Linked DNA regions of Homo sapiens: regions 1 and 3 are each linked to region 2. The links are chromatin loops, found by intact Hi-C in ENCODE. Cell type or tissue: PC-9. All regions are shown on one strand.

What was found. Hi-C counts contacts between places; a loop is a spot of excess contacts. Peaks named below come from ENCODE experiments on the same cell type or tissue, not always from the same donor. Only the 100,000 strongest peaks of a DNase experiment are listed, where the experiment ranks them.
Region 1: a loop joins it to region 2, with 6 times the contacts of the local background. A loop is called at or near these places in 8 of 110 quality-filtered maps.
Region 3: it touches region 2 in a loop (3-fold over the local background); 9 of 110 quality-filtered maps call a loop at or near these places.

What each region holds. Positions count from the first base shown.
Region 1 is chr2:26,670,127-26,672,626 of GRCh38, forward strand. No RefSeq gene overlaps it. Among named protein-coding and RNA genes, the nearest start is that of KCNK3, 21 kb to the right of the region's middle. RefSeq lists an enhancer at 1-192 and silencers at 1,832-2,021, 2,275-2,500. In PC-9, no CTCF peak of the experiment used is centred here; a DNase peak (open chromatin) is centred at 1,025.
Region 2 is chr2:26,604,218-26,606,717 of GRCh38, forward strand. The region is part of intron 3 of CIB4 (calcium and integrin binding family member 4); the gene reads right to left. Among named protein-coding and RNA genes, the nearest start is that of CIB4, 36 kb to the right of the region's middle. In PC-9, a CTCF peak has its summit at 1,456 (motif pointing right); a DNase peak (open chromatin) is centred at 1,394; H3K27ac peaks cover 450 bases.
Region 3 is chr2:26,695,578-26,698,077 of GRCh38, forward strand. All of the region lies in intron 1 of KCNK3 (potassium two pore domain channel subfamily K member 3), which reads left to right. Among named protein-coding and RNA genes, the nearest start is that of KCNK3, 4.1 kb to the left of the region's middle. RefSeq lists an enhancer at 1,480-1,981. In PC-9, no CTCF peak of the experiment used is centred here; a DNase peak (open chromatin) is centred at 1,004; H3K27ac peaks cover 1,530 bases.

The sequences.
Region 1 (2,500 bases), 66 kb after region 2:
TGAAAGTATAGCATCATGTCAAGTAGTGGTAAGTGATTGCAAAACAGTAAAGTGGGTGTCTCAGGTTGGGCTCCCCAGAAGCAGCCCCTGAGATGAGGATTTGCTTAGGAAGTGCTCACAGGGGCCGCTGGTAAGGGACTGGGGAGGAAGGGCAGGGGGAGTGAGGAGGCCCACTAGGCATTCGGCCTGAAGTCGAGCCCCAAGAGGAGGCTTCAGCCTGATCTCACAGGAAACACTGGCATGGTCCCAGCCTTCCACACCCCCACATCCTTAGTCACTGGTTAGAGGGCACCCAGGGATGTAAATTTCCAGGCTGTTCTGGTGCCTGCAGGGAAAGCAGGCTCCAGTAGCCCAAGGATGGGTCTCTAGAGAAGGTGGGAGAAGGGAAGGAAGGAGGAAGGAAGAAAGGAGGGAAGGAGGGAGAGAGGGAGAGAGGAAGGGAGGGAGGGAAGGAAGGAAGGAAGGAAGGAAGGAAGGAAGGAAGGAAGGAAGGAAGGAAGGAAGGAAGGAGCTAGAAGCTTCTTCCTAGAAGCTCAGTAGCCCTTGCTCTTGTCTCTGCTGAGGGTAACGGGGGGCTGCCTGTGCTCATGGGGAGAGGCTGAACTTTTAAATCAGAAGGCGCAGGTTTGAAGCCTGGTTCCCTTGCTTCCTGGCTGTGAGAGCCTTGGATGCACCACTTAGCCACTCCTAACCTGAGGGAGGGAGGGAAGGAGGGAGGAAGGAAGGAAGGAAGGAAGGAAGGAGGGAAGGGAGGAGGGAAGGAAGGAGAGAAGAAGGGAAGGCAGGGGAGGGAGGGAGGGAGAGAGGGAGAGAGGAAGATGAGCAGGGTCATGGGGATTCTGGAGCTGGATTCAGCCCCGGCCCATGAATCCCAGTGCTCTGTTGCCCACAGAGGCCCATGGATGAGCCTGTAGGAAGATCTAGCTCTTCAGGGTTTGCTGGTTGACAAAATGTCAGTGACTTACATTTACAAATGCTTTGGCATGCCCAAGACAGTTTCATATAACTTGATGAACTGGAAGAGCAGGTAGCGTTATTTTTATACCTTCTCTCCTCAGGGTGGACAAGCGGTGGTTGCCCCAGTAGCCATCCTATCCCCTCCCACTGGGCAGCAGCCATGCCCTGCAAATAGGACAGTCCCACCCCAGTGCACGGGTCTAAAGGCAGTTTGATCCAGTGAGAGAGATGCAGATGGGGAATCCAGAGATCTGGGATCCAAAGTCCAGCTTGGCCATAGCTGGCTGAGTGACCTTGGGCTTGTCCATTCCCCTCTCTGGGCAACAGTTTCCTTGTTGGTCACATGAGGGGCTTGCGTCACTGACAGGTGATCTGTAACATTCTTCCTGGCATTGGGATGCTCTTATTTCTGAGACTCTAAATTGCCTGGCCTGTGAGAGGGCAGCTGAGGGCTGTGGACAGAGTCTAAGGTGAAGAGTACAAAGATCCTGGTTCAGACTTGGGCCCCACTTAGTACCTCTGTGCCCCTCAGAGCTTCATCGTCCTCATCTACAGGATGAAGAAAAGTCATTCTTGCCCAAATTACTTTCCTAAGTGAATAAAGGAATAAAAGATGATAAAGCTGCAGAAAATGTAAAATGTTTACTCTTATTAATCATTTGTGAGCATCTGCTGAATCGGGGCATTGTGGTGAGAACCTTACACACTTTATCTAAGCTCATTACTGAGACCTGGAGGTAAGAACTATCCCCAGGGTTGTGCAGGGAAATGCTTAGCAGCCAGCCCGCCGGGGAGGAAGGTCCCGATTTGTAGTGTTTGCCCATTTCTGTGGTGTCAATGCTTCCACTTTAGCCCTTTCCAAGCTAAGCGGCCTCATGTTACTTAATGCAGAGCTGGGGAGAAATGCATACAATTGACTTTCTGGAGTGGAAGAGTCAGCTCCAGTGCATCACTGACTGTATCCACTTTATTGATAAGAAAGCAGATTGAGAAACATGTCCAAATTCACAGTCAATACTAGCAGAGTCAGGATTGAAACCCAAGCCTGACTGCCTGGAAGCTCAGTGGTCCCTGCTCTTCTCTCTGCTGAGGGTAACGAGGTGTACTGTGCTCATGGAGAGAGGCTGAACTTTTAAATCAGAAGGCGCAAGTTTGAAGCCTGGCTCCCTTGTTTCCTGGCTGTGAGAGCCTTGGATGCACCACTTAGCCACTCCTAACCTGAGGCCTCAGTTTTCTCATCTGTTAAATGGGAGAGAGTGAGTGCCCAGCACACACAGTTTCTCCGTGACTCCAGTGAATGTGGCCGTGCTTTGTAACAGAGAAACTCACTTTGTAAGCAACAGCACCTGGCGCCTCACCAGTGGTGAGGAGCTGCTCACCCAGGGAGCCTGTCTGCTATGAGGACGCTGCTTCCAGCAGGACTTGGGGCCCCCAGCCCACCTCCCTGTGCCCAAGGATCTATAGCCGAAGGCCGGTAGAAACATCTCGGAGCTCCTGTTCCAGCCCCACCATGGAGCTCCCCTCCCTCGGTTCCCAACCCCTA
Region 2 (2,500 bases):
AAAAATAAAAAAATTACCTGGGCATGGTGGTGCACGCCTGCAGTCCCAGCCACCTGGGAGGCTGAGGCAAGAAGATTGCTTGAGCTCAGGAGAACGAAGCTGCAGTGAGCTATGATCATGCCACTGCACTCCAGCCTGGGTGACAGAGCAAGACCCTGTTTAAAAAATATAAATAAAAAGAAGAAGAAAAATCTTTCTCCAGAGGCAGGAAACACACAGGTAGAGAGGAACAAAGATAAAAATGACACTAGGTCTCTTATCAGAAACTAAGCAAGCCAGAAGACAATGGAGCGATATATTTTACTCTCTGAGAGAAAGAAAAAAGTCTCTTATTCTACTCTTCTATACCCAGCAAAAATACCTTTCCAATCTGAAGACAAAATACTCTTTTTTTCCCCCAGACAAACAAAACCTGGGTGAATGCATCAGCAGTAAACCAGAGCTACAAAAAATATAAAAGGAAGTCCTTCTGACAGAAGGAAAATTCCAGAAGGAAGCCTGTTTCTGCACAAAGGAATGAAGAATATTAGAAATCATAAGTAGGTGAGTAAACATAAAGGGTTTTTCCCCTCATTTTGAATCCTTTTCAAGAAGACAAATTCACAATTATAGTTGGAGAGTTTAACATCCAATGATTGATAGAACAAGTAGGACCTCTAAAAATCATTAAGGATATGAAAGACTTAAAAAGACTACCAATCAACGGGACCCAATTGATATTTTACAGAACACGCCACCCCACACAGCAGAATATACATTTTTTTCCAAGTGTACTTAGAATATTTACCAAGATAGACCATATTCAGGGTTATAAAACCAATCTCAATGAATTTAAGAGGATTTAAAGCATACAGAAAATGTTATTTGAACACAACAAAATTAAATTAGAAATCAATAATAAAAAGATTCTTGAAAACCCTCAAAGTCAAAGAAATCATGAATAATTAGAAATTATTTTGAACTAAGTGAAAATGAAAACATAACATATGAAAATTTGTGGTATTCAGTGAAAGCAATGTATACATGGAAATTAATAGCATTAAATGCTTGAATTTTTTAAAAAAAGAAAGGTTTTTAATGTTTGTTCAAGTAAAAAAAAAAATGTCCTTCACCCCTTGTTGGCAGTCAGTCACCGGGGGAAAGTGTATCAGCTGGTGGATGGTGGAACCCATTCCACCCTGTGCTCCTGGGCTACCTGCAAGTGGCTGCCCGGAGGAAATGGAAGAGCTTATCACCACCCACGGTGACTTGGACGCCACAGGTAGATGAAGTTGCTGGACTCACCTGCGAACAGGGGAGTGGACGCCCTTTCAGGGAAGGCTCTTCTTCCTTCATCTCACTGCCTAGGAGGAATTCCTAGTTCTGGGTCTGAACCAGGATTCACCCTTCAGCACTAGAGTATCTCTACCAGAAGGTGGCAGTGTTGGGTCAGCATCATTCAGTCAGTTCACAGACCCAACAAGTGAGCACCTACTGTGTGCAGGCTGTGACGACCTTGCAGGCAGGTGGCAGGGACGATATTATCACTTCATTTTGCAAATGCAGGGTCGATATTATCACTTCATTTTACAAAGAGAGGAAACAGCTCAAGCCCAAAGAAGGAAAGCAACTAGCCAAACGAAGGTCAGGACTCAAATTCTGAATTCAAATGCCCAACTACAGTGCTACTTTTGACTCCATCGAGCATTTAATTAACTGTTTCCCAAGAAAATGTTTCAAAATCACACTCCCACCTACCATGCAGGCGGGGTTTGAGGAATCGCCATGAGTCCCATGACCCTGCCAGCCCGCAGTTACTCAGAGAACAGGCCAAGGGCAGGGGGGAGGCGCGGGGGAGGGCGAATGATGTGGCTTCTTCCTTTGGGAATGAAGACACAAAGCTCATCGTCTGAACTTCAAGTCCTTGCCGCAAATGCATCAGGGTGAGGTACTGAGCAACAGACACTGCGCTGAGTCCTGGGGCCCCCCAAAATGATGCAGACGCTGCCACTGCACTCCAAGAAACTCAGCCTAGGCACTTACAGATGTTTCTTCAGAACCAGACAGCGTGGGGAAGTATCTCAATCAAGCGCACGCAAAGTGCTATGACAAGAGCTAGGACAGGACAGTGAGGCTGGGAGGCAGGACGGACAAAGGGCTCGGAAGGAGAAACCAGGAAGAAGACAGAGGGGAGCAAAGCCGAGGCCAAATCCAGAAGGGAGGGAGATGTGGTGGAGGATTCAGGGAAAAGCTGTTCAGGGGAATGAGAAAAGAGGCAGGGCCAGAGGACTCCCCCCTCCTCCCGCGCCCCTCAAGCTGTCTCTTTCCCTTCCAGGGAATAAAAATGTGAAGGAGGAGAAGGCAGCAGTGGGGTTTAACTTGGACTCTGAAACCCCTCAGAGACTCTAGCTGGTTGGTATGACCCTCCCCAGGTAGAAAGAACCCTGAAATTTTCATTTCTGGGGCGCTGGGGTCCAGGGAGCATGGAGGGTGAGAAATTTATTTAGGTGAATGCACTTCC
Region 3 (2,500 bases), 91 kb after region 2:
ACTGTACTCAACCTCCATGTGGGCAGGTCCTGCAGTTCCTGTCTCTGTGCTCCAAGTGCCAGCATAGTACCCAGAGGCTGTGAGCACACACAGAATGCTATTGATGGGTTTAAGGTGTGCAGAAATGAAAGGGTAGCATCCTTCCCTCTTCCTCTGCCGTTTCCCAAAGTGCTTGCAGTCCTCACCAAGAGAGACGCTAAAAGCCATGGGGGGAGAGGCAGACAGAGTGCGGTTCTGGTGATTATTTATTTATAAAGTGCTGGGCAAGAGGAAAGACAACATCAGACCACCCCCCTGGTTCTGTGGGGGCCCCTCCCTCCCTGCCCCACCTGACCATCCTGGCTTTGTGTTGCCTTCCACTGTGGCTATGCCACCTTGCTGGAAGCTGTCCACAGGGGCTCTGCTCTAAGAAAAACCTATTTGGGCTGTGATCAGATGGTAGAAAGGGGCCTTAGTTAGGCTGATAATGGCCCCAAACCCAAGGGCAGCAGCCTGTGTTCACCTGACCCCTTTGAAAACATGAATGAGTCTCATTCTGAGATACCGGGTGTCCCATTGGGATGGAATAATGACAGCACTTCCCATCATTTGCTACCTTAGTGATCACAATGCACTTGCATCTCTTGTCATGATTCTCAGTCTTCATGACTTGGTGAAGTTGCTGGGCAGGTATTGTTAGCTCTGCTGCATGGATGAAGGCGTGAAGGCTCAGGGAAGGGAAGCGGCTCCCCCAGTCACCCAGCTGGTAAGCAGCAGAGTCAGAGTGGGAAGCTGGGTCTTCTGACTCCAAGCCCAGTGCTCTTTCCCTGCTGGTCTTTTGGCTGCTTCCTTTGACTCCATATGCTATGAAGCTCAGACCCAGCCAGGCCTGACACAGCCAAGCCGTGCTTAGTGATGCCAGCTCACAGGGTGCTCATGGGCAGCCCTGATTGGTTGGAGGTCAGCAGGTTCTTTCTTAGTCATTCACCTGGTTAGTCACCGTCTCCACTGGCTGGAAGGATTCCTCCAGCTCCCTATCCCTGGTCTCCCAGCCAGGAAACCCTTCCTTTGCTGGTGCCCTAAGTTCACCCAACAGTAATAGAAAGTCATTTCTTAGGAAGTCTTAACCACTTTAGCTGTTGAGTCATTAAACTCCTCCAGGGCCCAAGCCTCATCTATTCATAGCTCAGAGGCTGTCAGAGCAGGAAGGGGCTTCGGAGATCAGCTGGTACCACCCCCTGCTCTGACAGATAAGGAGTCAGAGAGGTGACAGAAATCACACAGTCAGAGGGTAGCAAAAACCTAACCCCCAGTCCCCTACTCCTTCTACTTGTTCAGGATACTTATTTATTATTTTTATTAACAACAGCAGCAGCAACAACAATAACAATGGCAACCACCATTTATTATTTACTTTGTGGCAGGCTCTATACTAGACGCTTCATTTGTACCCCCTTATTTAATTCTCTCACCAACCTCTCTAGATAGGCATTATTACCCCCATTTTTCAGCTGAGGAACCTGAGGCTCTGAGGGTAGATGACTCCCCCATGGCCTCAGGCCTCGGAAGCATGGCACTTGCCCAGATTCAATTGGACCTCTCTGACTCTCCTGCCCTGAATTTTTCACGAATTCTTTCTCCATTTCAAGAGCCCATTCCATGCTGGGTGCAGTGGCTGACACCGGTAATCCCAGCACTTTGGGAGGCGGAGGCAGAAGTAGACAGATCGCTTGAGGCCAGGAGGTCCAGACCAGCCCGGACAACATGGCAAAACCCAGTCTCTACTAAAAATACAAAAATTAGCCAGGCATGGTGGTTCATGCCTGTAGTCCCAGCTACTCAGGAGGCTGAGGCATGAGAATCACTTGAACGCAGAAGGCAGAGGCTGCAGTGAGCCGAGATCGCACCATTGCACTCCAGCCTAGGGCACCTAGAAGCCAAGGCTTGCCTTTTCCCCAGCAAAGCCCTCCCCAGAAGCAGGGGGCTTCCTGCTCGAGCACACTCCAGTCAGGCCTGCTGCTTGCCACACCCTGGCCCCTGACCAAACCAGACGACTTGTCACAGCTGTGCCCAGCACCCGCCATGGGCACCTGCCATGGGCTCGCAGGTGCCCATTCTCCCACTGCAGGTCCTGGGAATCTTTTTGGCTCTAAGGCAACAACAAAGAGACCAGGTGATTGATTCGCTGATGGGGCTGGGGCAGAAAACCTTCTGTTCCGCTCTTTCCCCAGCTTCCAGCCTGTGCTCAGCTGAGCACCACCTCCCGTCACCCACCACATGGCCTGAGAACCCTTAGACTGTGAACTCAAGCAGGTGATTCATGAGGAAACCTATACTTTTTACATCTTTTCAAGAAGGAGAGTACAGATGTGACCTGCCACCCCCAAAATCCCAGAGGTCCTAAAATAAGAGAAGGAGACATTAGCAATCTTCCAAACACCCAGAGAGGTGAGCGGCTTGTCCACACTCACACAGGGAGTTGAGAGTATGACCCTGACTAGAAGCCAGGCCTTCCAGTGCC